Linked DNA regions of Homo sapiens: all the other regions are linked to region 3. Evidence: chromatin loops called from intact Hi-C (ENCODE). Cell type or tissue: heart right ventricle. All regions are shown on one strand. Links, peaks and the distances in the headings refer to the core of each region. The heading gives the core; the rest is flanking DNA.

Evidence for each region. A loop is a pair of places that touch in the nucleus more often than their neighbours do. Peaks named below come from ENCODE experiments on the same cell type or tissue, not always from the same donor. Only the 100,000 strongest peaks of a DNase experiment are listed, where the experiment ranks them.
Region 1: a loop joins it to region 3, with 2.1 times the contacts of the local background. A loop is called at or near these places in 10 of 110 quality-filtered maps.
Region 2: it touches region 3 in a loop (3-fold over the local background); 25 of 110 quality-filtered maps call a loop at or near these places.

Annotation. Positions count from the first base shown.
Region 1 is chr22:35,834,481-35,844,648 of GRCh38, reverse strand. The region is part of intron 2 of RBFOX2 (RNA binding fox-1 homolog 2); the gene reads left to right. It also overlaps the pseudogene RPL41P3. Among named protein-coding and RNA genes, the nearest start is that of APOL5, 120 kb to the right of the region's middle. In heart right ventricle, for the core only: CTCF peaks have their summits at 1,472 (motif pointing right) and 5,624 (motif pointing right); DNase peaks (open chromatin) are centred at 1,436, 4,058 and 8,157; H3K4me3 peaks cover 4,462 bases; H3K27ac peaks cover 7,793 bases.
Region 2 is chr22:35,908,997-35,919,164 of GRCh38, reverse strand. The region is part of intron 2 of RBFOX2 (RNA binding fox-1 homolog 2); the gene reads left to right. Among named protein-coding and RNA genes, the nearest start is that of RBFOX2, 110 kb to the left of the region's middle. RefSeq lists an enhancer at 2,109-2,788. In heart right ventricle, for the core only: no CTCF peak of the experiment used is centred there; a DNase peak (open chromatin) is centred at 4,454; H3K4me3 peaks cover 2,022 bases; H3K27ac peaks cover 8,000 bases.
Region 3 is chr22:35,735,363-35,745,530 of GRCh38, reverse strand. RBFOX2 (RNA binding fox-1 homolog 2) reads left to right here. Exons shown (of 14, transcript NM_001349999.2): 14 at 1,282-6,795. The coding sequence ends at 1,326. Among named protein-coding and RNA genes, the nearest start is that of APOL5, 23 kb to the right of the region's middle. In heart right ventricle, for the core only: a CTCF peak has its summit at 5,668; no DNase peak of the experiment used is centred there; H3K27ac peaks cover 2,960 bases.

The sequences.
Region 1 (10,168 bases), core at 943-8,942, 99 kb before region 3:
GTGGTGTGTGCCTGTAATCCCAGCTACTTGGGAGGCTGAGACAGGAGAATCGCTTGAACCTGGGAGGTGGAGGTTGCAGTGAGCTGAGATCGTGCCACTGCACTCCAGCCTGGGCAACAGAGCGAGACTCCACCTCAAAAAAAAAAGTGAAGTAAATTTATAAATTTGAAGATATCTCCAAGTGCGCTCTTGGAAGAAAGAATGCTTTTATAATATTTTGATAACTACATAGGTGCTCTTCATTCTGATGTATCCATGTGTGAATAAATAAATGGCTAGAGTAATAGAAATCAAGGCATTATTGTTTGATTTCAACAAACATTCATTTACTGTGTATTCAGATACTGGGTTAAGAACTGGGGATATAGTATAAAACATGATTTCTACCCTCAGACTGCTCATAGTCTAGTCATAGTTATGCAGAACAGTAACTCCAACCGTTATGTACCATGGATTAGGTGCTAAGGTAAAGTATGCTCACAGATAAGGGTACCTAAACCAGATGTGGGAGCAAGTAGGGTCAGGAAAGGCTTTCTGGAGTAGGGGATTTCTGAAGTAAGCCTTGAAGGATGAATAACCCATATAGTCGGCCATATTCAAGGGAAAAAGAATAGAAACATGGTGTTCAGAAGAGATGTATGTGCTCAAAAATAGAAATGTGGGAGCCGTCAGGGTAAATTCTTGGTAACTGAAGTGATAGAATGAGTTGGAACACCTTGAGCAAGTGTGGTCAGCAATGTTAACTTCTTTGAGGTTTGGACCCTTTTGAGAATCTGATAAATACTACAGATCCTCTCTGCGTGGAAATGCATATAAGAAAAATTTCTACTGGGGTGCCTGTGTTAGGAACCATGCACTTTGGGTTAAGAACCTCTGGTGTGCAGTAAAAAGAGATCTGAGGATGACACCTTGCAAGTAACAACAACAATTGAGAGGATGGTAGAGGAGGAAGAAGAGTACGATGGAGAAGAGGGTGAACAGGGAAAGAGGAAAGTTAAGAAAGACTGGTATCATTTTAAGTTAAGAGTGAGAGTTTCCCAAAGGAGGGAATGCCAAATACCACAGACAAATCAAAGAAGACATAAAATGTCCATTAAATTTGGCCATGATTTGGAGGTCTTCAGTGACTTCAGTAAGGTAAATTTCAATTGAGTAGTATGGAGGAAAGGAAGCTGGGGTTCTGGAGATTGGATGAAACACTCAAAGAGTTGAGACTACAGGGAGAAGTACCTCTTTCCTTCATTTGTTTATTTAATAAATATTTCTTGAGTACTTACCACGTCCCAGACACTGTCCTGAAAGCTGGGGATTTGTCCATGGAGAAGGCAGGGCCTCCTTCATTAGCTGACATCTCATCGTGCCCACCCTGTTCCAAAGCTTCCCAGCCCCTGCCTGTCTCTCTCCTCCCAAACACACATACAGGAAATGTCCTAAAATGATTTTCTCCTTGGTACATTACCGGGCACATTCAGCCACCAGGGGACTCCAGTTTTGCTGGGTCAGACCCAGGCTGCTCAATTGCTCTTCTCTCTCTTGGACACCAGGGAGCAAATTGTCCTCTATAATACCAGGGACACACTTCAAAATATCATTGTGCCAGTCAGACCTCACTATGAGCCTGTCATTCAGTGAGTTTATAAAAATCATTGTAACATTTTTTTTAAGCTTGTACCAATTCTTTCCTGTAATAAATTTTTAAGCCTATTTGCACTGTAAAATATTGGTTCTAAATGTAGAAAAGTAGCATGAATTCCTGGCCTGAGGAAACCTTTATCCTAGTCTTGGACTTTTTGCATGTGGGGACCCCTCATTTGCCCTTTTCTTTAAAAACAAAATAAAACAAAACAAAAAAACTCCTTGGGGCCTTGTCTCTTTCCATGATGTATGGAGGCTGCAGTCACACCTAAGTGTCAAGGTAGCTGCTGCTTTTCTAAGGATGGGGGCGGGGGACATTGTGGGGGAGATGCTATCTTCTTAGTGCCCCAGGCTTTTTGTCAAGAATAGTGTAATAAACCAGAGGATTCAGAGAATGATACACAGTGATTCTGAGGTTTATTTCAATTATTAGAACTGAAAACACAGTTATCCCATTAGTATGATTCAAGATTTTTTCCAAAAATACACTGGGTTGCTCTTGCTTCCAGTGAAACTCACCTGCCCATTTTCTGCTTACTCACTTTGTCTTTAGAAAATTTGACTGCTTTTTATCTCCTTCTGATTGGCTTTTCAGTTGCAAATTCAGAGAGTACTATATATTCTGTGTTCCAGGTCACTTCTAAAAAGTGTTAAATAAGAACAGGCCTAGTACTTATCTATATTACTTTACTCAGCGTTTTTCCTAATATTTGAAGATCTCATTCTTTTTAAAATTATTACTATGGATTATGCCACAAGTATACAGATATCTGTAAAATGCACAGAATAGAGCCTGATATACTATGTTACATCAGTTTCTCCAGGTTCCACAGATGGTCCTGTATTTCCTGTGTTCCTTTCAGAATTGTTAAAATGATTATTAATTTAGGAGCGGGTGTAATGATGTTGTATTGGCAGTGTGCCAGCCAATGGTGTTATACAACACATTTTTTTAATTTTAAAATTTTAAAAATTGAATTCACAATAGAGATAGGGATTTGCCATGTTGCCTTGGCTGGTCTTGAGCTTCTGGGCCCAAGAAATCCACCAGCCTTAACCTCCCAAAGTGCTGGGATTACAGGTATGAGACACTGCGCCTGGCCAATACAGAACATTTTTAAAAGCCTGGTACTGCATGTTGCCAAACAGTCCTTATGGAGACAGCAAAAAACTATGTATTCTCAGTGTGATTTGTTATTTTGAATTTAGATTTCTGTAGATGTTTATTTTTTAAATGGAGAGCTCGTGTTGTTAGCCGTGGGCTTGTAAAAAATAAAAATAGATAAAAATTAAAAATGGGAAGCTTAATTTTGGAATTAATCTTTTTAACCTTTGGGTAGTCTTTTAGAAAGTATATCCTAAAAATACATAGCATAACTAAAATATCTCATAAATCCTTCAGAATGAGCTATTTATTAGAATGCTGTAAAAAATTAGAAAATCTTAATTTTATGAGACAACTGATAAACTCATCATTTTATAAATTGTTTTATTTGAATGTGTGATAATATAAAATAGGGAAATTATGAAGTTTATATTCAGAGGTTAAAGATTTTTCCAAGATCACTAGTAAAGGGCAGAATTAGACCAACTTCTGGACTGAACCACATCTTTGATGCATTTTTTAATTATATTATTTTAATAAGAGAACTTTAAAGAAACTCTTATTGTCAGTATTCTCCTAAACCTGTAGCTACAGCATTCTATAACAATTACTATTTACAATAATGACACAAATTTCTAGGGTATATATAAGAAAGGATTTACCTTTTTCAATAAAGGCTGAAACATAGAAGGCTGGAGAAAACAAAAGGTGAATTTTCAGTTAACCAAAATTTTATTGAAGCTGGAAGCCTTAAGCAAATTTGCATGCACCTTTGTGTATCTCTTAAGTTTCTTAAGCAGTCATATTTGTAGACACCTTTTTCAGAGTCTCCAGGTATTTTTTATAGTAGGAAAAAAATCATTTAAATTACCTCTCATTACCTGTGTCCTCTCTTTTAGTCCTTTGCTCTCACTAGGCTGGTTTGGTCTTCCAGGACAAGCAAGTTCTTGCATATTCCTGTTCCTTGAAAAACCTTCCAGTTAGTGGTCATGTAATAGCTTTTCACTTCTTCACATCTTTCTTGTTAAATCCACTGCATCTATAAACTGTACATCAGTAAAAATGTTTTATTAATATTAAAAATAATTTTGTTTCATTTCTTATTTGACATTCATGGCTGGAATCTCTTAAATCTGTATGAACTATAGTAAGCTGCTATGAATGCTTCCAGTGCTATATAATTAATTCCATCATCGCATCCTTAAAATATGCCAGCACATGGCGCTTGCCCCTCCCTACCTCCTCCCCCCTACACACACACACACACACACACACACGCACACACGCACACACGCGTGCGCACAGCGTACACCAAACTGCCATTCTCCAGCAGGCCTGCTTCTGGAGTTGGGAGATGTCAGCCTGCTGGGAGGGGGTGGGGGGAGGAGGAAGAGGTGGGGCTCTACTCTGATTAATTACCTTAGGCATTCAGGGGTGGGGCTTCCTTCAGCCATCTGCCTGAGATATGGGAGGGAGCTGGAGAAAGAAGGAGGGGGAGAGACTGCCAGAGAGGAAGAGAAAAGAAAGGAAGAAACATTAGAAAGAAAAAGGAAGGAAAACGGTATAAAGAGAGATCAATTACCCACCCTTAAATAGCTAGATTGGGGGGGGAGGGGGGTGGAAAAGAAAGCTGTGGAGGTGTGCCCCAGCACGGCTGCTTTGAAAGGTTTATCATCTATCCGTTTGGTTTATGGAGAAAAAGAAAATGGTAACTCAGGTAAGATTTGTGCTTCCTCGGCATGTTTCTTTTCTCCTCTCTGGGATCTAAATAAAGGTTTGAGGGTGGAGTATAGTAAGAAGAGTTTTAATCATTATTGTCTTCTTAGAACAGACCAGATTTATTGTTATCAGCTGAAAAGTCTGTGTCTGTTGAGTCCGTTTATGTGTGTGTTATGTATCCGTATCCTTTCTTCCCCCTCCCTCAACTCCATAGCAGATTCCTGTTTCCTGTACTGTGCAGCTGTAGCTCAGGAAAGACCCTGTGGGGATTTGTCTACCTCTTTGTCTTGGTTCTGAGAAGAGGGAGGGAGAGAAAGACTGCAGAGGTAGGAAGAGATTCTTGTAGACTGCCAAAAAGAGGGGAGCAGGATTCCTTTTAAGAATTTCAGAAGAATTTGTGTTATAGGGAAATCTGATTCCTTGTTCACTTTGGTTTCTCAGGATTGGCTATGGAATTGTAGTTTTGCTGTTACTCTAAACTGCTTATTAAAAATGAAGGTTAGAAAAGAATGTTTCATTTTCATGCCTTTGTTACTGGCAAAGAAAATTTTCAGTAGGAGCATTCAGGTGTGACAGAGGCAGGTAGAGCCCTCCTTGACAGGAGAACGAATCTGAATGTATAAATCACAATCACACAGGCTTTAAAATACATTTGAAGGAGAGAGAGTAGGAAATGGAAGATACCTCTCCTCCCTCTGTCTCCCCTCTCGTTTTTCTCTCTTCTCTTCTCTCTCTCCCACTCCCACTCACTCTCTCCCCCAACCCCCTCAATCCCCCTTTCTCTCCTCATCCTTTTCCCCTCTTTCTCCCTGCCTCTTTTTGGTTATGCCAGGCAATATCTAATCTGCATTTTAGCAAGTCATTCCTGACAAATGGAAAGGTGAATGCTCTTCCACAGTTCTCCCTGGCAAGGCAATTTTTCTTGTTAGCATCCTTCTGTACGCTCCATTACCCTTTTTCCTTTATGTATAGGTTAAGAGGAAATGATGAGGCTCTGATTTATCAATGAGAAATCATTTACACTGTAGGACATTCAAATCCTTTAGTCTCAGACTTAAGATCAGTTTCACTCCAGGTTTCTATGCTCTGTGGAAATTTCATCACTGGACAGTGCTTTCCTTTTAAGGAGGTTGCCCTTTTTTTGTGTTCTCTCTTCTCTTCCTCTCCCAGTAACCACCGGAGGGCGAGAGAGCCAGCTAGTTATCAGGATGGAGGCATCATTTTAGGAGCTGGAATCCTGTTTAGTTATATAATGCCCTGCAGTGCTGTTTGGAAGGAGGGAAACCTGTAGGGATATTTTCCCATTGGGACCCAGAGGAAAGAAGTTTCAAATATATCTTTTCAAAGTAATTTTTCACCAAATCTGAGTTTAGAAAATTTCAACAAACTCCTTCCTCTTTTGGAAAAGCGGAGAAGCTTTTGAAATGTTTCTCTTCCATGTGTTATCCCCTCATCATCAGTCTAATTACCTCTTTTGAAATACTGCTTTATGCTCTCGGCCTTAGCGCCATTTTTTTGGAAACCTCTGTGCCATGAGAGCCAAGTGGAGGAAGAAGCGAATGCGCAGGCTGAAGCGCAAAAGAAGAAAGATGAGGCAGAGGTCCAAGTAAACCGCTAGCTTGTTGCACCGTGGAGGCCACAGGAGCAGAAACATGGAATGCCAGACGCTGGGGATGCTGGTACAAGTTGTGGGACTGCATGCTACTGTCTAGAACTTGTCTCAATGGATCTAGAACTTCATCGCCCTCTGATCGCCGATCACCTCTGAGACCCACCTTGCTCATAAACAAAATGCCCATGTTGGTCCTCTGCCCTGGACCTGTGACATTCTGGACTATTTCTGTGTTTATTTGTGGCCGAGTGTAACAACCATATAATAAATCACCTCTTCCGCTGTTTTAGCTGAAGAATTAAAAAAAAAAAAAGAAAAGAAATACTGCTTTATTTTTTAAAAAAAATTTACATAAAAGATAAATCCTGTTTCTGGATTCTCTTTTTGCTTGGGAGATGATACTTGCTTAACCTTAGAGCCCTCATTCAATTTTTATTAACTGGCAATATTAGAGGGTAACAGCTCTCTTCTTGCTTAGCAATTACTGAAGGCTTTTCAATGACTTGACTTTTCATTATTTATTTTTTAAACTAGTGAAAGAATGATCTAAAATGGAAATTTTTATGATGAGTTTTCTATTGCCTCTTGGAACATTTCCCCTTAGTTTCTAGAGGAGCTGGTAAGTGTAGTGTGTGTGACCATTAAGTTAGAGTGCACATGCTTATGCACACTTAATATTGTGGTCGTAATAATTAGTATTTAAAGAAGCCATAAGTTTAGGAATGAAGTAGAAGAAATAAATGGAAACTGGAAAGAGAGATTCTGGGGTGCTTAATAATTCTAATAATAAAATCACCTGTTTTATCAGGATGTGCTAAATATTGAAGAAAAGTTATGAGTTTTTGCCCATCCTGAAATTATACAACTGGCAAGGATAGAATATCAAATTTGTGAATTTTCAGTATTCCAGCGTATTTGTTTTGTTGTATATACTTTCTGTGTTAATGTAATGTACATAGTTGTTAGTAATCTAGGGGGAAAACAATCAAAGGAAATAACCAGCTGGGCCAAGTCTTTCATTTGTCCTGTGGTTGTGTTGTGTTGTGCCTGCGTGTGTGTGTGTGTGTGCACATGTGTGTGTGTGTGTGTTTGAGCCAGACATCCAATCCCAACATTTGATAATGACCTGTCACATAAGCTTTCTCAATATAGAATGTCTATACTGGTGGTTAGGCCTGGGTTTTCAAAGTTAAACGGTTTATTACAATGTAAGAGCGATGTATGGATGTGTTTTCACTGTTTTGCTACTTAGGTTCTTTGCATCTTCAGATGATACCATCTCTGTAGTCCCCAGTTTCCATTGCTCAGCTGTTGGAAAAGGGCTTTCAGTGAATGACTTTTTCATCATACCATATTAGATCCTTGTCAGTATTTGCACAGTGTATGCGCTTTATTATTACATATGCTCTACTTTTATAGGGCCTGTTTTTGTTTTAATTATCAAACTACTCTGTCATTTATAGTAAGTAATCAGTGCTCTGCTAAAAAGCAAATGGCAATTTAATCACAAAATTCTAATATAGCCGATAGACATGCTTATGTGATACTTAAAACGTTAATTTTATCGGCTGTTCATGTGTATGTTGTAGGAGTATTTCACTGAGATCTCTTATTTTTTGGGCATATAGACCAGATTATTGCATCTCATATTTATGAAAATAGCAATATGGAATATGAAGGAAAGATAAATCATTCTTGTACTATGTGTAAAATTCGAAAAACAAAATTGCAAATGACTTCAACACTAATTAGTAAAAAATAAATGTTTAGCCAAACTCAAATTCAGTTATACTATCTATTGTTGAAAGGGAAAGTGTACTAGGCAGAGAGGAAAAGATTTTACAGTATGGATGTGAAAGAAAATTTTTGTACTCTACTATGGTATAAGACTGCCAGTTTCTGTGGAACACAAAGCCCTCCCTTTCTTGGACAGCTCAGTGCTTTGCTGGCATTTTCTTCAAAATCTGTTTTCCATCAGGACCAAGAGGAGGGAAGGTGTTAGGAATAAGGGAGGTTGGAAAGGGGGTTGCTGTTCCTTTAAATAGTGCAGTGAGTCCATGTGGCAGCAGGCCGCTCTGGAGTGTATTCTTTTGTAATGAATCACCAGTTCCATTGTCTGCTATCTCCCCTCTTTGTAGCTGGAAGGCTGAAGTCTTTCACCTGAGCTGCTGCCAGTTCGCTCTTCTGTTCCTGGGTGGTTGGGAGAAGAGAAGAGGGAGGGTATTTTATGCTTTAATTAAAGACAGATAAGAGAGCAGGTATGTTTTGCTTTGTTTCATTTTCTCTTTTCCTGTTTTTGTTTGTCTGGTTTTTGAAAGGAGTTGGAGTAGAGAATCTATTCTGTGATTTTGCTAAGCATATCCCATTTTCTTTGAATTCTGGAGGTCCTCTCAGCATTTAGTCTCCATTTTGTGGCACTGCTTTAAAGTGATTCCATTCGGTTGCCTGCCAGTCATGCTCCCTTGCCACTCGAACCTTATCCCACCCTTCATCCACGGAGCTGCAGCCACACTGTTTGTTTTGGCACACTTTCCACTTTCTATGGGCTTTGCAGGATTTGGGGAGTTGGAGGATAGGCGGGGATTGTGGGTTGGAGACTGAATTTATGTTCCTTTACAATGAAAAAAAAAAGCCTCACTTTTTCCAGAGATTTGGTTTCTTTCTGAATTCTTCTACATTGCTCCATATCTTCAGTTATAATCATTTCTTCGCTGAGGCCAAGATTGTCTCTTGAAAAGTATTGCTTTTCTAAAAATTACTTAGCTTTCTTGAAAAGATAAACAGAATTTCATAAATGAAGCTATGATGAAATCCGAGCAATCTTGACTCATTAAATTGTTTTTTCCGTCTTAGTCACCCCCTAATCACACACACTTTTCTCTTTCTTTTTTGGCCCCCTTCTCTATTTTTTCCTTTATCTTTCTCCTTAGCTTTGCAATTGAGTCTAGGTAAGCTTAATATTTGACAACCTATTACTTAAATTTGTATTGCTACAGGAGACATCTTCATATTGAACAGTAATGACATTCCTCATTCCTCTCAGTGATAAGGCATAAGCTCAAATTCCTGGTTTTGTTCCTCCAGTTTTCTGTTCTCCCCTGAGAAATTCCAAACTCTGATCTACACAGATTGCCATATGTAAACAATTTTATCTCTCTCAAATTTGAACTTTTCATCATGTAATTCCTTACCTAGGGGTTGTTTCTTGGACATCTGTTTATGGTAGACAGATAGTTTCTGGGAACCAGTCATACTAGGTGATACAGCCCCCCCTTACCCACCCTGGTCTCCTTCTGGTATACCATTCCTCTCCGGGATCTGACATTATTGGTATCCCACATGTTCCCTTCCGAAGTCATAATTCCTCACTCTTTTTTTTCAACATTTCCAAACCACTGTCAAATCTTTTTTGAACATTTCCTCCCAACATTTTGTATGTGAAATTTGCCAGGCACAAATACAAGGCTCCCCTGCAGTAAATACTTTGCTCTTTTGATTGTAGCACCTTTCTTAGTGGGCTCCAGTGTTCAACCTCTTCTAGGCAGTGAGAAATGCTGCATTCTGCCATCACAATGTATTGTGTCTATTCCCCAGACTCTTAAATGTTTCTCTATTACTATTAGAATGATTAAATTCAGGAAACTAATTCATTAGAGGTCATTGCCAGAGTGAATCATTTAAAATGCAAGTCTGATTTTGTCATTCCTGTGCTTATACCTTACAGTTGCTCCCCTTCAGTCTCTGAATAAAATCCTGTGACCCTGCATGATCAGGAACCTGGCTGTCTCTCTAGTCTCATCTCCTGCCATCCTTTTCTTTCTGTATTTCATTCTAATGACACTGGCCTCTTTGCTGTTCTCTTAACATGCCTAAGACCCTCCTGCTCAGGACCCTTCTGCTTTTCTCCCTGCCCAAAATGTCTTCCCACTGGTACCCATATGGTTTGTTCTACTCTTGAATATTTCTTCTCAAGGGCGACCTCTCCCTTAACTTTCCTAGCTAAACCAGCACTCCCTCATCACTCCTACCTTCATTCTGCTTTGTCTTCACTTGTCACTGATTTTAGTTCTTACCGTTGATTGTTATATGTTTGTTTG
Region 2 (10,168 bases), core at 1,046-9,045, 170 kb before region 3:
TATACAGTTTATATAAATAGACTCAATAGAATATGTGGTCCCTTGTGTCTGGCTTCTTTCACTTAGCATAATGTTTTCACTTAGCACAATCCATGTTATAGCAGTACTTCATTTTTTAATTGCTAAATAATACTTCATTATGTGGATATACCACATCTTATTTAATATTTTTTTTTTATGGTGGGAAAACATGTTTTTATGTTGGGAAAAGAAAGGTGAAGAGACTGAGACAATAAATAGGATTATTTTCCTTAATTTAAAATGGGAGGAATAGGTGACTACTATGAAAACCAAGGCTATCAGGCTTTCTTGAGGAATTGCAGCTAAAGGCCTAGGTGACAGGACAGTTGGCATCTGCTGCTTCATGAATTGTTTGTAGCAGAGTGGCAGCTCTTTTGACCCGAACACGTGCAGTATTCAGGGAGCTCATTGTGTAAATCTTGTGTGTTGGCCAGCACCATTGCCCCCTACAATACCTCATGGGGAACTGGAGAGGCCTTTGCTGATCTAATCTGGATACATTTCCCTCAGTTACTGCAGCTCTGGGTCCCCAGAGAGTCCTCTCTAAAGAGCTGCCAGTTTGTTGAGTGCTGGCATTTGTAAGATTATTTCTTACTATATGATTCGTCCAGTGAAGATGACACCCATTTATGAGGTCCTGATCTATTAAGCAGAAATAGCAACCATCATTCCTGTGTTTTTGGAATGAATGCTGACTCTAGGGCCCCTGTATGCTTTCTCAGCTGTAGAGTTTGGAGGGCTCCTTTAGCAAGCAAACAATGTGCCCTTCTGGGTGCCAGGTGACTTTACTGTTGTTCTGTTGATTCCTGTTAATTACTTTCTTGATTTAATCTCCAAGGAATAGAGATACCTTCATAAAATGAGTGGTATGGCTCAGGATGTAAGTCTTTTTAATTTGTACACCAGAAATGTTGTGGATGGCTTTCTACTTTGCCAGAACTTTCAGTTTAGTTTAGAGAGTGAATTGTAATCATTTGTCTTGATACCCTGGCCCTTTGGCATGTCAGCCCTAACACTGAAACAAGAACTCTGGGTAGAGGACATCAGCTTGGCCCTCAGTTCCTGAGCCATTGAATGTCAGCGCTACATTTAATCATATCACCCCCGTTTTACATTTGGGGAAACTGAGTTCCAGAGAAGTTAGATGACTTACCAAATCCATAGTCTTATTTTCTTATAGCTCTTGCTAGTGGCAAAGCTGAGTCTGTGATATTGAGCCTTCATTCTCAGTGGAGTGCTTTTTTCCCAGTGCAGAGCTGTTTCCTGAAGAACATGTACTGTCATGACCAAGGAGTGGCCAAGCCCTGCTGTACTCCATCAGCAGTGCAGGCTTTAAGGTGTATTTGAGAGTTTGACAGATTGCGATTGTGATGATGAAAATTTATAGGAAAGAGCAAGAGCACTGGTTTGTGAGTTTGCACGCCACTGACTTACAGAACCCAGCCCCTTCTGGCCTCCCCTTCTCCCAGCCTCCCGTGCAGTGCACTGTGTCCAGTGAGTATCTTCATGACTACGTGATTATAATTCCTTGAGAGCCCCATGTCTATTTGCTAAAAAATAAATATGTGCTGCTACACTAACCTAACAAGCAGTCATCTTGTAGTTCCTGCCTGAAAATGTTTGATCATGGTTGTCAACTCTATGCCTGCTATAATTTTTGCCTAGCATAATGTGAAGAGAAAAGATAAAAATCCTTCTCTCACTGTGCATTTTCACTGTCCCCTCCCCTCATTCTTAGTGTATAGAATTCCAGAATGGGCCTTGCTTTCTGACATTTTCCTGCCCCATGACCCTAACAGATCTATTCAACATGACCCTGACGGCTGAGATAGATCTAAACCCAGCCCCTTCACAGTGGAACACTTAAGCTGGGTAGTAGTTCCATACTGAGACCCCTTTCAGTACTTTCTCTTCCTCCCCTTCTTTTTTGTTGTGTCTTCCCCTACCAACATGAGCTCCTTTTTAGGGAGAAGTTGTATCCTTCACTCTTTTCCCCCATCACCTAGGAGTTGCTCAATATAGTCATTAAATAAATTTTGGCATTCTCATGCTGTTTACCATTCATGATGGGATGGGTAAGATGCAGGAATGCTAATAAGGTTGTCAGATGGCCGTGTTATTCCTTTATAGAAGTTGTTTTATGGTCCTTAATAATAATTTATAGTACCAGGTACTATTTACTGAATGCTTGCTATGCATCAGGTATTGTGCTAATGCACATATGCACATACCATCCACTTTTCATTACTCTTTTTTTTTTTTTTTAAATTTTTCAGATAGAGTCTCTCTGTGTCTCCCAGGCTGGAGTGCAGTGGCGTGATCTCGGCTTGCTGCAAAACCTCCTGCCTCAGCTTCCCCAGTAGCTGGGATTACAGGCATGAGCCACCATTCCCAGCTAATTTTTGTATTTTTAGTAGAGACGGTTTCATCATGATGGCCAGGCTGGTCTCGAGCTTCTGATCTCAGGTGACCCGCCCGCGTCAGCCTCTTAAAGTGTTGGGATTACAGGCATGAGCTACCACGGCCGGCCCACTCCTCATTACTATTAACAACCACTCTCCTGGCTGGGCACGGTGACTTGTGCCTGTAACCCCAGCCCTTTGGGAGGCCGAGGCAGGCAGATCACATGAGGCTAGGCGTTCAAGACCAGCATGGACAACATGGCGAAACCCTGTCTCTACTAAAAATACAAATATTAGCCGGGTTTGGTGGCCCATGCCTGCAATCCCAACTACTTGGGAGGCTGAGGCACGAGGATTGCTTGAATCCGGGAGGCAGAGGTTGTAGTGAGCCAAGATCATGCCACTACACTCCAGCCTGAGCAACAGAGTGAGACCCTGTCACAAACAAACAAACAAACATGCAAACACCCATTCTCTCTATAAGGTGGACAGTAGAAGCCATATTTTACCAATGAAGAAACTGGGCTTTAGAGAAGAGCAAGTCACAGAGCTGGAAAGTGGTAGAACAGGCATTTAAATCTAGGTTAGCTTGATACCGAAGCCTATGTTTTTAGTAACCATACTGAACCTCCTTGAGTAGTTAATTTGCTGAGCATTACTGTGAAAGAGAGCTAAGTCACTTATGTTCCCTAGGATTTATAAATGAGACATCTGTGTTAGCACAGGGCATTAGTAACATGATTTAGATTAAATCTGGCTTTGGGATTAAAGAATAGAGACAAAGAGGAGGCATACGGAGCCTCTGCCACTTAACTTCCTGGAGCTGATTTGCTTGTGCTCAGTATTGAGGAATCTTTCCTCTTTGAGTGAGTGTAGAGTGGTTTTGGGTCATTTGTAGTCTACACAGTTTCTGAGAGATGATCTGTCCAGCAATTCCAGATTGTTTAGGGTGGGCCTGGGAGAGGGTATGGCTTACTCCTCGTTTCTGGTGCCGTATTAAGGTGAACTAGAGCTGATTCATGTACTGGTTGAGACTGTAAAAGGACTTCCAGGTTTAGTCATTCTGCAGGAGGCTTTCTCTTTGGTTTAACTGTAGCTCTTCATCCCTCACCCTGGTTTACATAATTGGGACTTTAAAATTTCATTGTGGCTGTAAGAACAAAGGGAATGCACTTTTCAGCAGCTCCTTACTGACCAGTCGTGTGGAGTCCCTGTAGTGTACTCAGGGAGAGCGGCTGCCTCTCTGATTCTCTGCATAAAACAAAAGTATTTTGTACATAGCTTTGAAATGGGAGAGAGAAACTTCTGAAGAAAAAAAGAGTTGTTTGGGGTAATAAGATTTTGAGGAGGCAGACACTTCCTGCATTCTCCCCTGGGGAAAGAATCTAGCTACAATTGAAGGGCATTGCCTCAACTAATTTAGTTAAGTGGCCCCGTCCTGGATTAATAACTTGGGCAGACTTCCCAATGGATTTGGCAGGGTATTGGGTTTCTCTCTCCCCAAACCCTCCCTTCTCTCTGCCCTGCACATGTGTGCTAACATAATTACAGAAAGTTACAAGGGGATGGGGCTGCTCTTAAAGGAGGTGGCTCAGAGGAGAGAATGTGATTGTGTAGTCCTGTCATATTTCCGAAATGGCAGAGTTCGAGTAAAATGGTAGGGTGGAAGCAAGCAGGCTGGTTTCTCTCTGTAATGGCAAAGGGGGAGGAGGGTTGGTGGCAGTGTCGATTTCAAGCACCTAGAGCACACGAGCACTGGGTACTAATTTTGTGCTAGAGAAATATTAAACTGTCTTTTTGCATTTGTTTGTCCAGATTGCATTACTAAGGATCTGGTCATTACAGAACAACCTTTTTGATTAAGGTCAGAAGTTAACAGTTTTTCAAGTTTGGTGGTCAAGTGTTCAGAAATATTTCACAGATTTAGTTGAAAACCTGAGCAGATGCTTTTGCTGTTGTTTACCCCCGGGGATCGGGTGACATTCTTCTCCCTTTTCCTCTTCCCCACCCCTTTGGGAACCAACCAATCACGTAGAGGAATGGATTTCAGTGCCTAAGGAGTCAGCCAACTCCGGAGCTGTAGCTGAGACTGAATGTTTAACTCTTAGGTATCTGAATCACAGGGAATGGCAGACATTGCAGTTAGCTTGTTTTCTTGTTGGCATCTACTCTCAGAGCCCATCCCTAAGGGATTGTTCCTAATGAGGCGAGGTACATTGCATTGAACTTGAAGGAACTGGCTTTTAGCCCCAATTCTGCCAGTAACTAGTATTGCAACCTTGGAAAAGTTATTTTCTCTTTTTAGACTTGCTTCTCTTTATGCACAATGAGAGGAAAAGGAGAAAATGGGCATGTATGGTATATCACTATATATTCCAGTGGCGTTTTATCGCTAGCCTTGAGGTTTAGGGGAAAAGCATTTAACCTGTATTGAGTGCCTATTCTGAAGCAGTTTGTTTTTATTTGTTACCTTATTAAATTCTTATGACTCTGCAGGGCAAATGCTGTTAACCCAATTTTACAGATGAGAAAAGTGTAGGCTAGAGAGGCTGTCCAGCTTGCCCAAGGTCACTTAAGGAAGGCCCATCTGGCTCTAATGCCCAGACTCTTCCATTCCACTAGGCTGGCTAAAAAGGCCCTAGAAGTCCTGCCAGCATTTTCACTCTGATATTCTTTAACTCCTTCACAGCTTTTAATCCTGCCCTGTAGGAGGACCAAACATTACTGTCTCCTCTTTCACAGCCCCGCTACTAGAGCAAGTAAATGACTTAGGGATTCCTCCATCACCTGAAAGCAGCAAAAGAAGATGGTACAGCATTCAATTTTCTCCTTCCTCCATAAAGAAATTCCCGTCCTTTATAGCCAGCTCTGCCCACCCCTTCCTCATTCCCCTTTTCTTAGACAGGCAGATATTTTCTTTTCTCTTTCCCTTTGGCTTGTGATTATCAGGTAAATATCCCTGGTTTGAGGGAGGAGCAGAATTTTGATTAGGTTAAAAAATTATCTTTACCCATAGCCTTTCTATGACATAGATACTACAATATTGGGTTTATCCCCACCTGGAATTTCTATGATATCTATATCTATAAACCTATATAGATTTATAGATATCATAGAAATTCCAGGTAGGAGTAAACCATATATATATCGGTATATCTCTATCCATCTATATATATATATACACACACACACATACATATACACACATATTATAATGATATAATTATATATGTATACACACACACACACACACACACACACACAATAGAAATAACAGGATATATATATCCTGTTAGGCGCTCCCTTAAAGAGCTTTATTTTTTTGCTTGTAAATTATCCTAGCCATCTGATTTAATAGATACACCTTACCCAAGAGAACACTTTCTGTTTCTCTTCCTGCAGATCTTACTTTTTTTACTTTTTAAAAATAGAGACAGAGTCTCACTATGTTGCCCAGGCTGATCTTGAACTCGTGGGCTCAAGCAATCTTCCTTTCCTCCTCTGCCTCTCAAAGTGCTGGGATTATAGGCACCAGCCACTGCAACTGGCCACGGTTTACTTTTAAATTCACAGAGAAAATAGCTTTTTAAAGGTGAGTTCTTATTAATATTTTGGTTACTTCCAATTAAAAAAAAATTACAGTAGAAGCCCTAAAATGTCAGATTTGCCAATAAATCATTTTCTGTCATTTGTTGTGGGCTAAGAAAAATGACAATAGACAAAACCATTAACAATTGAAATTTATTAAGAAAGGCACTGGCCTAGGTGTTTTATGTACATTATTTCTAATTTTCATCTTAATTCTGCATTTGTTGATTACAAAACAGGTTAAGAGGGGTTAAAGTACTTGCTCAAGGTCACTGCTAATGAATGGTGATTTGGCAATTTGATTGTAGGTCTGTTTCACTTTCAAACCTCAGTTCTTTCTTCAATGCCATGCTGCCTCTGGGATATGATCTTGAGAGTTTTATTTGATCATTCATGCTCATGCCTCAGCTCAGATCACCCCGGAAAACCCATATATCTTCTTTTAAAAAGGGAAATACATTTTATATGATAAGTTTAACAACTGAAAAAAAATTAAAAGAAGTATTTCCTGGTGTTTGCCAACTTTTACAATCAGGTGACTTTTACTGGTGTTTATTTTGAATTATTTTTGTTAAAGTTTGGATCCATCCCTTGTTTTAAGTGAAAATGCTAAATAGCTACTCATCCTCAGGTACTGGAGAGCTTAGGGGATTTCACTGTGAATTGGGTGGACAGGAAGAGGTAGGCCTTAAAGGTTAAGTAATATATAGGTAGATGGAAAAGGTGGAAGAATTTTCTTGCGGTGAGGAAATGTTATTGCTTGCTCCATCACTTGGTACATCCTGTGTTCACACCATCTGTTTGAGCTCCTGAGAATGTTGATGGGAATCTAATGAAAGATGGGTTGGTATTAATGAATGCTCATGTTCTTCTCCCTTCCTCTCTTGAGGAGTTGCTTGTGATTTAGCTCTGCCACACTTTATGTTGGGCTTTCCCAGTGGTGTGCTCTGAGAGATTCATATAAGAGAAGTATACGTAGTATGCTGTTTCTGCCATCCAGATCACCTCAACAAATAGTTCCATAATGTTTATTATGTGCCTGTTATATGCCAGTCAGTTGGCATGACCAACTGATGATGCTGAGATAAGATGTGTCATTGCCCACTAGGCCTTTACGTTGAGTACAATTTGCAGTCTCATTCAGGATACAAGACCTACAAACATGGAATTAACAAAAAAGAAGTATGTATTTAAGATTAAAAAAAAATGAGTGAACCAAGACCAGCAAATGTTGTTGAGGTTTAGAGATGAAAGGGGTTAGGATTTGCTGGAGCAGTAAAAACAGGGTTCATTAAAAATTTTATCCAGAGTATGGAGTGGGGAAGGGCTGGGGTGAGATGGGATATGGGTCATGCCACTGCTAGTGAAAGGAAATTGAAAATGGCTCATTGGATTAGAATAAGGTACTTATACCTTCTAAAATTGTTGATGGAGTCATAGGCAGAGATTGGGAAGGGGAGATTCCACCAATTAGCATTTTAAGTGAGGAGTGTAACGATACCAGCAGCTAATGTAAACAACACCAATAATAACAACTTAATCCCTGAGATCACAATTTTTAGGAAAAATTTCTTACATTTATTTATATTTTGGCTCCCTTGATTAGCTTTCCTCTGATTAGAGAATGTGGTATCCTGTATATTAAAATACCTTTACTCTTGTTGGATTTTTAAAAGATGCAAAACTTTAAGATAAATCAGAGGTCGATTAAGACACCAGTAGGCCTTGTTGCCATTTCCATTTCCCATATGCATTGATTACTGTGTAGCAGTATTCCTGATGATTGTTGAATATTTATGAGGTTCTCTCCCAAAAAAGCCCACCAAGTGAAGAACTATCTTTCATTTTTTAAGTTCCTGAAAATTACCTAAAACTCTTCTGTAGGAGATGGCTTTTACAAAGAAGATTCTTTCCTTCTCCCTTCCCCCAACCCATAGTAGCTTAACTTAAGTACCTGGGGGAGATAAAGATAAATGTGGGAAACTTCAGGATGAAAGGGACATTATTAGAGACCAGAGAAGTCCCGGGAGGTCATATCAGGCTTAAAGTGGAAACTATGTTACAACCTAAGCAAGGAGCAACTGATAGGTCTATAAATAGGGTTTTATCTCCTCCTAGAAAATTTTTGTCATGGTTATAGCTTTCCATGTGGGGGACTATTATATTTACTAAAAATAAACCGTTTCAGAAATAATTAAAATAAGTCCCACTGAACTCATTTATGTTATTAAAAGTAAAGTCATAGCCTGAAAATAAGTTTATAGAGTTTGGCATGTACTAATTTTAAGGAACATTTTGATGCTGCAGCCATTGCTTATATATGGGATAGAATGGTAAAGCCCAAATGGATTTGTATGGATTAAAATAGATTACCTTCTCAGAAAATAATGTTATTTCAGTTTTTTTCCGCTAGTTCAGAAGACCCTCAACCTCCTTTGCATGCATTCAGACACATAAGTTGGCATTACAAATGAATCATCTAGGGAAGTGGGAGTACTTCTAATTCTCCAGGAATCTCACACAGTAAAGCTGCTTGGATATGGCTATTCAGAACAGAAAGGTATAGAAATGGACAATGGTATCCCTTCCATTGGTATTCCTTCTGGGCAACAAAAACCCTTAAGCTGTCTGAGTCTGTTTCTCACACTTCTGTTATCCTGATTGTAGCCCTTTAAATTGTGGAGCAAATTCTTGGCATCTGTCTGCCTGTCAGCTACCTATCTCTGACACCCCTGGATAGCTTGTTTTCTTCCTATGAGTATATGTGAAATTTGTAAAAAAGCATCTATTAATTTAAGTATCCTGTTAGAAGCCTGCGAAAATTCAAATTGGGCAAACAATAAAATTGCTTAAACCGTGTTTCTCAAAGTTAATTTGACCATAGAGTACTTTTCAAAATATAATGAATTGAATAACACAGCATCAGTATGACTCACGTACAATGTGTGTGTGGATTAAAGTCACCAGAAGTAGTGTTAAAAAGATGAATTAATGGCTTCAGGAAGTGACTTCATTGGCTTTTTTTCAAACTTTAAACATTTTGGAGAAGTTAAATCATTTTAAGTATAAAAGTTAAAGAGATTCAGTTATATTTTGTTTAAAGAGCAAAAAATCATGACTTTGTTGAAATTAAGTAAATATTTATGATTGTCAATCATCAAAATAGATTACATTTGTATTGTCTATGCCTTTGGGTACAGGTTAAAAATTATCTTCTTTTTCTGCCTAAAAAAGAAAGTAAGGCCCGGCACAGTGGCTCACGCCTATAATCCCAGCACTTTGGGAGGCCGAGGTGGGTGGATCACCTAAGGTCAGGAGTTGGAGACCAACCTGGCCAACATGGCGAAACCTGTCTCTACTAAAAATACAAAAACATTAACCGGGCATGGTGGCTTGTGCCTGTAATCCCAGCTACCCAGGAGGCTGAGGCAGGAGAATCGCTTGAATCCGGGAAGCGGAGGTTGCAGTGAGCCGAGATTGTGCCACTTCGCTCCAACAGGGGGACTCACATGTTACCCTTATTTCTCGAAGACATTGCTCGGAGACATTGCACTTTTCATGATAGATTGTTGCATACTAAGTAGAAACTATATTTGTATTTAGTATTTTTCTTTTGAATGAAGAAAAATATTGCTAGCGTTACTTTTAAAATTGTTGTATTACCTTTTGACAACTTGTAAAATGCTAAAACAGGGTTACATATTTCAGGTGTATCTGACTTCCTAATTACTTTAAGCCTTTTACTGCTGTTGTTCTTTTTCTCCCCTTACAACCTCTCAACTCCCTTCTTTCCACCCATACTTTAAAGAAGGAAACTGAAATTCCTGATGTAATGTATATTTTTTCATATATATATGTTTAAGAGACTGGGTTTTGCTATGTGGCTTAGGCTGGTCTCAAATTCCTGGCCCCAAGCGATCCTCTCACCTTGGCCTCTTGAGCAGCTGCAACAAGAAGCATGAGCCACTGCACCAAACCTGATAACAATGATTTTCTGAAAGATAGCGAGATGTGCTGGGCGCAGTGGCTCACTCCTGTAATTCCAGCACTTCGGGAGGCCGAGGTGGGCAGATCACGAGGTCAGGAGATCGAGACCATCCTGACTAACACAGTGAAACCCTGTCTATACTAAAAATACAAAAAATTAGCCAGGCGTG
Region 3 (10,168 bases), core at 1,091-9,090:
AAACTTAAGTTTCAAATGCAAATCTAAAGGATGTCTCTGCTCTTCCTAAGCCTTCTGGTAGATAGTACTAGAAATTCCTAAGTGAATGCTTTATAGGATATTTTATTATTGATTATTGATAACAATTGTGGCAAAATATGGTGTTGTTGATAGAAGTATCGAAGAAGTCCATAGAACTAGCATAATTTCTTCTGACCAACCACCTCACTGCAGTATTATTGTGTTGGCTTGGATGCCTCCAGTTTCAGTGATTAGGACTCACAGGCTGCAACAAAGACAGGCCATTCCACAGTGACACCTCTGCCAGGGCTTTCTCTCTAATCCAAAATGCAACTGGGCAACTACCTCTGGACATGGGTAGAGTTGTTTGAAAAGGAGACAGAATGAAATGTAAAATGTAAGACCTAAAGGAATATGAGAAAGCTACTTCTCACACCAAATTTCTACTGATGAAGATTTGTGGAAGGAAGTAATAGGGGGCCCTGAGGGAATATATGTTTATAAATGAAGTAGAGCATTACAATATAACGGCAGTGGTAGAAGTGCCTGAGGTTGTATTTCGTCCTAAAATGATATAAGTCCTATGCTAAAAGAATGACCTGAGAAAGATGCATTCCTGGGAAACTTCTAATTGAAAGAGATAAGCCATTAGATAAAGTCATTTGATAAACATAAAGGAATAAAGCCTAGTTAAAACCCCAGCTAGATATGTAAATGTGAATATGTCAAGAAACAGCCTAGTTGGTGTGCTTCGTAGATGATAGAGGAAACAGACTTTATTAAAGACTGGCTCAGGTTTAGATGTGGCACCATCTCAAACATGGGCTGTGACCACACATGGCAGGGATCGTGTCAGAAGTAACGTGCACTGCCGATGGGTCATATGTGAGAAGGAGAAACTGGTGATCTGTTTTCCACCAGGATTATAAGGCTGTATCAAGGTAAACAAAAACCTGTGCTTTTAAAAATCAAACTCTTTGCGGAACTTGTTTTCAACTGTGTATTGTTTCCCTTCTGTGCTAATTCATGTAAATAATGAAATAAAATGTCGTCATACTCTCCTTGAGAATATCAGGTCAGCAATAAATGTGTTGGGCTCTGGTCTGAGCACCTTAGAAGCAGAAGTTGGTTTCCTGACTTCACTGCACAAGGCAATGCTTGATCAGTTGCTTTGAGGCTTCGAAGCAGGCTGTTTCTAGATCCCTCTCTGGACATTTTTCTTCACTGTTAATGCTTCTCTCATCAACCTTTTAATTATTTTTATCTCTTTAATTACTGCAGGCGAGTTTATACCGAGGTGGCTACAGCCGATTTGCCCCCTACTGAAGTGACGTGAGACCCCTGCAAATGGGACAGCCCCCCAGTTCATGAGGCCTGGCTATTGCAATATTTACTAGTAGAGGAACTCTATAGCAAGATGAAGAGGAAAAACAAACAAACAAACAAAAAAAAACACAAAAAAAGAAAGAATACTTTTTTATACCTCACTATGTTCTTTGAATATGTATTTTTCCTTTAAATTTCTGCCTTTAATTCTTTTGTTCCAAAGATTGTGCATTTTTTTCTTTTTTTTTTTAAACTGTGGTAAAAAAAAAAAAAATAATGCATTTCCATGTCTGTATGTCCGTGCTTAGCTTATTCTATCAATCACGGAAGAGGCAGTCAAGGAGGAAGGAGAGACATTAGGAGCCGATAAATGCATCTGATCAGAAATCAGCAGACAGAATTACCAAAGTGTATCTGGTGCTGAATGACTGGGGGACAAGCAGAAGTGGAAGAGATCTTTCTGCAACAGGATATTCTTCTAGTCTTCTGAGTTTCTGGTCTTTGACAGGCAATTCTGGTTGGCTGTGGCTGGAATCCACATGCTGATAGATAGGAATTTGTGCTTACAAAGCAGGAGAATTAAAAAGACGCTTTCCTCTCCTCTTCCCTCCTGTCTTCTCCGTTCTTTTTACAATCATCTTACACGCACAGCCTGAGACAGCTGGCATAGTTTTTGGAATTATAGTATTGATATTTCCAAACGTGCTCTCAGACAGTGGATAATAAACACCTCATTAGGAAACCGATCTCAGAATGAACTCTGGAGTATGAAAAAGATCATTTCTTTTTGTTCCTGTAACCTAGCATTCCTTCTAGGCTTCTTCTCCTTTAATTGAACCACAGCTTAGCTCATGTATTCTTTTATTAACACCCTGCTCTCATGTCCATAAGATTCAGGAATTTAGGACCCAGGGACAGAAAAGTGAATAAGCCAGTGACCAGATTTCCCCCAGATGTCTTGAGGATTAGAAGTACAAATTGTTGACAGCCATTAAAGAGGGTGAGGAAGGGAAAAGGAATATTAGAAGATCTGGTATTTCTTACTTTTTTCTTGCCTCAGAAAGTACAAAGTTTAAAAAATAGAATAAAGAATCTGCTGGGGAAAGATAGAGTACCAGGTCCTAGGTCAGTAGTCCCTGGAAGTTTTGGTGATGAGGACATGGAAGGGCAGGCAGAGGCACTTTGTACTTGCTCCAAAGCCATAGGAATTTTCATCTTCCAGAGCCTTTATGAGTCACTTCTCTATCCACAGTCTTGAGCCTGTGGCTATCCCGCTGAGCTTCTCACTGTCCTCCAAAAACACCCCGCTGAGCACCCGGACCACTTTGTACACATTAACACTACAGGACATAAAATGCAGAGGCCCTGAGATTGCTGCCCTCCCATATTGGAAGGAGGGTCTGCGATGGCAAGGGTCTTCTATATCACCAGAAAGAGTCGCGCAGTGAGTCACTGCCGTTGCCATCTGGCTGTAATTTTCTATGTTATCAAGGTAGGAGGGAGTGTTTCTCTTCTAGCTGTTAGATAGAACTGATAAAAGCAAGTGTCCTACAGCATTTCCCAAATGAAGGCATTAGGAAATAGAAAAGCACGGTCTTTTTGGCTCCCTGGTCTAGTCACATTGGTACTAGGGTGACCTTTCACCCAAGGGACAGCTGCTAAAGGGAGTAATTCAGAGACATGGAGCTTCTGGTTATGGGTTTGTTTTGGGTTTGTTTTTAACTCCTGCCTCCACACATGTTCTTGACTGATAACTGACTCATGTCCCTGAATTAAAATGACTGACCTATGACAGCATCAAGCATTCTTTGTAAGCAGAGTGATATATCTGAGAGGGCGTTGACCTGTTGTGTAGAATACATATCCTTTCCCCCTTCAGAATCCTGTCTCGCCTCGTAACTGGGAGAGAGGCTGTGCCTGAAACTAGGGGCGATGTCAAGGAAGCTAGAGGCCTCGATGCAATTATTACTGACTCTGGGGAGGAAGACAGAGAATAAGGGGACACCAACTGCCCAGTCCACTGGCCATTTTTAAGGGTCCCCCCACCCCAAGCCAAAGTTTGGTTTGTTGCTGTTAAGACAATTTTTGTTGTATGTATATAAATATTTTAGTTAGAGGAGCGGGGAATGGGATGCGGGCTTTCACAGTTCTAGGGAATGGGGGCAGGGAGGATTTTGCTTTTGCTTTTGCTTTGAGGGAGAACTTTAGCTGACTAAAAAAACAGAAGTTTGGGGTCATGATCACAAAGGGGCCATTCCCAAAAGATGGCAAGCCACGTATTCAGTGGAGACTAGGCCAAATTCTAAATGGTTTTATCCATAGCAGGGGAGAATAGGAGAATGAGTTTAAGAGTTTTTCTCTTCTTTTTTCCTAGAAAGAGGTAAGGATAATGGGAAAGGTAGAGAAGGCGGCTCCCACAGACCTTTTAAGAGAGGCAGAATCTTGAGCTTGAGGCACCTTGAGTGCATCTCAGTTCAGCTGGTTCTGGCTGAGGCCTCCAAAGGCAAGCTCTGTGCTTTCCAGTGGTTTCTGCTGCATTTCCAGGGATGGTGTTTAACACCGCTTCCTCCAGCTCCCTTTTCTAAGAAAGAATAAATGGAGTTCTGCTTTTTATGAAAGGGTCTTTGGTTTTCAGTGTCAACACTGAGAATTGGGGCTCTTGCAAGCATCTGGATTTCACAGTATCAACCTCCCCGTCACCTTTTGAACTTTGAGACTCCGTACGGTCAACTTCACCAGAGGCAGGTTGCTCGAAGCAGCACTGCTTGTCTGTTCCTGACTCTGGTTCTCACTGTATTAAAAAAGAGAGTCAGAGGAGTCTGGCATTTCGTGAGTTTGTTAGAGGATGCTGGCTGATAATTCCAGAAAACTTACTGATGCTAAATCACAGTACATGCATGATTCTTTTTCAGCTTTACTATAGTTCATGACCTGGACTTTCTGTACTCTTGGAAGCTGGGCTCCTTAAAGGAGGCCTCTAGTGAACACCTTTATCTCCATGTCCCTCTTAGAGCCCAGAGAGCTGCCCATAGGCATTTTCCAGAATTCCTCATGTCACCTAGTTCAATTTCCATTAACTCAGATCAGCCATTGTGATTCACCATTTGTCAGGCTCTCAGGTTTAACAAAACCTACTATCACCATCATCCTTCAACAGCCACAGTCTGAATTGAGCCAACATTTTTTTTTCTTTGAGAAAGAAGTGGACTGGGGCACAACTTTTAGTCTGAGGGGAGCTAGTGGAAATCTAGACAATAGAAGTCATCGATAGCAGCTTTTCCTCAAATGTGTGACTCCTCAGGGGCTAAACTGCTCTTAGCTTAGAATTATGCTTTACTAGAGATCTAGCAGATAAGTGGGTTAATCACTACCATCCTGTAACTAGTTATATAGCTTCCAGACATGAGGGAGACATCAAACAGGGATGGAAGCAACCCCAAGGATATGCAAGAAGGGCATGATGAACCCCCTTCCCTCTGGCAGGAGAACAAGGCCAACCAAGGGACAGACTGGAAAGCACTTAGATGTTTAAGGAGGAGAAAGGGGAAGCTTTGACCAGTCCTTGCCTTTTGCCAAGTTCAGCCAGTTCTCCGCTGCTTGCAACCTCTAGCGCAGTAACATTTGCAGAATTGCAGATTTTCCCCCAGATACTAGGAGGAAAGGGACTTTGGGGGGTGGGGAAGGGGTCGTGGTGTTTTAAAAGCATAAGTTACCTGTTTGCACTGTTTTAAGATAGGAAAAAAAAATAGTGGGCAAGGTGAACATCAGACGTAAATTTGTGTGTTTTTATTTTGTCATGCTCTTGAAAATGTTTGACCATTTGTAGTATACACAGTGAAACTTGATTCTCTGTTGCATAAAACACTATATTTTTTTGGAAATGTTACTGTCCAAAAGCCTCTTCCCTCCCTTTCCTTTTCCTATGTACTTCCTTCATACTTGCTTTACTGATCAGCCAGGCAATAGCCATCCAAGAGCTAGAGCATGAAACAGGGCCCTTTCCAAGTAGGCTCTGGGTGTCCTAAGCCAGCGTGTGCCCTCTGGTTTAGTGAGTGTAATAGAGTCCCTGGCACCTTTCTTTGCAAATGAGGCTAACAGACCAGACTGCAGCAAGTTATCAGATTCCTCAATCAGATGCACTAGGAGTGAGGAGCCCAGGGATGGAGGGGGTTCCTGAAGTATTGCAGTTGGCTGTAGTAGCTGAGTTCTTTTCCATGTTACCGAAACTGTAGCCAGTTACAGTTTACTCAGGAAAACGGTAGATCAATTCAGCCATGGTAGTGCTGGTTGGCAGGGATTGGTAACGGAGAGAACTGCTCATCAGCCAAAACTCAAGCCTTGCCTTTTAGGAGGCCACCAGCAGAGGGACTTGGTCCTCCTTGTCTGGTACTTGTGTACATGCCGGTGACCTGAGGACTCCACTCACACTGGCGAGCAAAAAGGGAGCAGTGATTCTCTTTTCTCTCCCCACCCCCTGCCCTTTGTTACCAACACCAGTTTCCCAGGGGGTACATGAGTTTCTGAATTTTTAAAAAATGTTTTTGGTTTGGTTTTTCTGGGGACTGATAAGTGCTTTAAGCAATGTCCATACCCCGTCAAGACTCCCAGCTTAGTCATTTTCTTGTATTTTTCTGTTCACAGTATTTGTGTGTGTGCTTGTTTTGGCAGCTCATTTTGGCTGTATTATATATTGAGTGATGAATTGATCCTCTTTTTTCCCTAAGGGATATGAATTGTTTTTCTTGTGTTATATTCTGCTTGTGAATAGCTGGAGCAAACCTGGGGCTGACACGCGTAAGCTAGGGCTGCAAAGCGAGAAGAGAGCCGGTGGAGTGTACTTGTCCCTGACAGGCTGACCTACCTGAGTCTCTGAGCTTTTCAGTCCAAATCTTTGCAAGGCTCAAAATGCCACAGAACCTCTCCTCTTCTCCCCACTCCCCATGGCAGGGACCGGACCATCCCTACATGCAACATGCTGTTCCTCCAGCCCCTCCCATTGCCATGGCAAAACAGGTACCTTTGGGGCATGGGGGCATTACATGGGATGCTTGTGTAATCGACCACCTAGCCTTCTCTCTCCCCTCCCGTCCTCCCCCAGAATCACTTCCTAGGACACCCGAGCTGCTTGCCCAGGGTCCTGTTTCCCTGCTAACTCCAGAGAAGCATCCCAGGGCTTTGTGACAGTCTCTAATTCCCTTCCCTTCTCGTTAAGAATCATATTGTATAGTAGCTTTCAGACCATACAGTATTCATTGGGTTACTCCTATTATTATCAAGTAGCTGGAATTGTGAAGGTCGGAGTAGTTAGATCTTTAGCTTTTATTCCTTATTTTTTTGTATTACTCTCCATGTGTATAAATTATTGATCATGTTGCTGGCTTTTATAAACTCTAAGCGAAGGAGGAGCACTGCCTCAGCCTTTGCACATGGTAATGAAGCACTGTTTTTAAATAAAAGAGAGAAACACCATTCTTTGGGCTGTGTGTATTAATCCTCGTTCCCTGTTGCCTCTGCCTGAGGCTCCAAAGATACCACTTGGATTTGACTTTTTAAGCGGGGGGCGGGGGGGACAAGAAGGAAAAGTGCCAGGCGTTCTAAGGTGAGACGTTCTAAATGGTGATGAGAAGCCAGAAGGTAAGCGTGTGTCAGCTGCTCTCAGCTTCCCCAGCTGTGAACTCCAGTCTGTCCAAAAGCTGCTTCTGAAATCTTTCAGCTTCACTTCTTCACCGTCCACCCTCCCCTAGATTCAACTGCTGCCTTTACTGTACCACAGACACTGTCCTTGCCAGGGGCTGTGGCCCCACTTGACCTTATCAAAGTGTTATTTCCCTGCCTTGCCTCCTCTGTCCCTGCTGCCCCTGGCTCTCCGGCTGCCACCCAGGCTCCTTCACTTTTTGTTCAGCCATAGAAAATATGTCCTGCCTAGCCCTTTCCTCCCTGTTTCTTTTCTTTTTTTCCCCTTGAGACAGGGTCTCACTGTGTCGCCCAGGCTGGAGTGCAGTGGTGTGATCAAGGCTCACTGTAGCCTCAAACTCCTGGGCTCAAGTGATCCTCCCACCTCAGCCTCCCGAGAAGCTGGAACTACAGGTGCACGCCACCACACCCGGCAACATTTTTTGTAGAGATGGGGCTACACTGTGTTGCCCAGGCTGGTCTCGAACTCCTGGCCTCAAGTGATCCTCCCACCTCAGCCTCCCAAAGTGCTGGCATTACAGGCATGAGCCAGCACACCTGGCCTCTTTTCTTTCTTACCTGTGCTGAAACCCATCCCTTGCTGCATTTGTTTCGTTTCTCAGCCAATAATTCCCAAATCTCTGAAATTCTCCATAATCCATAAATCTCTAACTCCCTTCACTTCACCATATGAGATCATCATGCTTCCTATTTCACAGAATATGGAGGTTGTCAGACATAGTCTCCCTGAATGAAGTTTCCCTACCAGATCTACAAGCCTACTTGAATTCCACACAGGGTGTCTTTCCCCTTCTCTCTCGTTCTATTAGAGGCATTCTTCACATCACCGTGAACCCCACACCTGTGCTCTGCATCCCAGCCTTTCCCACCTGCTCGGTGCTTTGCTTCAGTTTCCTCCCTTGCCTGGTTTGCCTCTTCCTCTCAATAGTCCCTTTGGCACTTAAGCGTGCTTAGATCTTAAGTTAAAAAAAAAATTGGAAAATCTCAAGTTATTCCTTGTACTCTTTTTTTTTTTTTTTTTTTTTTTTTTTTTTGAGACAGGGTCTCACTCTGTTGCCCAGGCTGCAGTGCAGTGGTGCTATCTCGACTCACTGCAACCTCTGCCTCCCAGGTTCAAGCAATTCTCTTTCGTCAGCCTCGTGAGTAGCCGGGATTATAGGAATGCACCACCAAGCCTGGCTAATTTTTGTATTTTTGGTAGAGACGGAGTTTCACCATGTTGGTCAGGCTGGTCTCAAACTCTTGACCTCAAAGATTCACCCGCCTCGGCCTCCCAAAGTGCTAGAATTATAGGTGTGAGCCACCACACCTGGCCCTAAGTTGTTTCTTTTGTGGCAAACTTCTGGAATAAGTTTCTACCGGCTGACTCCAATTACTTGATCTTCACCCTGTGGCTGCCTGCCTTCTACCTCCAGTACCTGGAAGCAGCCCCTGAGGATGACAGTGAACGGATGCTCCTCTGTTCACCTGCTTGACTGCTGAGTGTTCCCAAGGCTGCTTCCCTTGTGTGTTGGACTGTGACAGGCCAAAGTGAGCGAGTACCTCACCACCACCACCCACTCCAAGCTGGCACGTCCTTGCCCGGCCTCGTCTTATCTCCTAAACTGGTCTCCTTGCCTCCACCTTTTCTCCGACAGCTCTCCATCGCCGAAGTTTGTTCTCTCGACAGCCTGTTCAATCGGATTGTGACGTGCTTTTGTGCAAACTTCTTTGGCTTCCCATCCCGTAGCCAGTTCCAAGTCCTTATTTTGGTCTACAAGGCCCTGTACAATGTGCTCCCCTGGTAGTTTATTTGGTGTCTGTCTTTCTGTACTAAAATGCAGGCACCTGGAGGTCAAAGACTTTGTTCTGTTGGCTGCTGTATCTCCATTTGCCTGGTGCATTGTAAGCATTCAGTACCTATTTGTTGAATTACTGCTTTCCATTTTGGATGTAAATGATGCACTTTTCAGCCCTGCCTTCCTCCACATTGCCACCCCTAGTAACAACAGTGGACATGAGTGTGGAGCGCTGTTGGTGGCACTTGCCCATTTTCACTCCTTTCATCTTCCCAGCAGCTCTGTGAGGCGGGTGCCCCCTGAGGCACTTCTGTCTGCAGCTCCTGCTCCTGCCTTCCTGCTGGGTTTGACAAGCATGCAAAACCTGGATTGCCCCTTCCCCAGGCCATTTCTGGGGGTTGTGTTTGCAGCAAGAAAACTTGTATCCCCTCAGGACAAACAGCAAGCTTGCTTACTACCTGTTATAAAAGAGGTGGATCCCCTAAGCTCAGTGCTCCTCAGCTGCAGCGCAAACCTACTACCTGCGCCACATCTATCCAGGCCTGTGGGACTCGGGGGCTCATGGAACTGTTCCATATGCTGGTGCTCATGCTGCCTGCTGCACTGTGAGTAATAAAGTCCTTTGCCTCTCACCGAGTCGTGTGTCTTCCACCAATATCCGTGAAACAATAACAGGCTAATGCATCAGCTTCTAAGGAAGGAGAAATCAAAGCCTATACCTGACAGTATTGTTATTCCTCTGTTAAAAGATGAAGCTGGACGCATAGAGAGATTAACTAACTTTCTCAAAGTCACATAAGTAGGAAGTTGCAGAACCAGGATCCAAACCCAGGCAGTTGCTCCCAAGTGTATGCCTTTAACCTCTGACTGCTAGTGTTTCTAAGTGCTGCTCTTGTGGAAACCCCACAGAAATCAGAGCCAGCACTGCACTCCTGTCTCTGGCTGCCTCTCTGCCTCTTGTAGGCTCCTCTTCCTCCAGCTCTCTTTTAAATCTTGTTATTCCTCTAGGGCTCAGTTGTAGGCCAACTTCTTCCCATACTCCACTGAAAAGATCACTGTTGAGACCCATTTCTGCCTGTAAGCTAATGACTCTTAAATCCAAACTGGAGTTCATAAAGCTTTCCTAGAGTCTAGACTCACGTCCAGCTGCAGCCCCACAGGCTTCTAAAATTCAATATGCTTGAAATAAACCCTTTTTCTACTCAAAACCTATGTTCCTGTCTAGTCCATTTGAGCTGATAACAAAATACCATAAACTGAGTAATTTTTAAATAACAGAAGCTGGCCAGACGCAGTGGCTCACGCCTGTAATCCCAGCACTTTGGGAGGTGAGGTGGGGGTGGATCTCCTGAGGTCAGGAGTTCAAGACC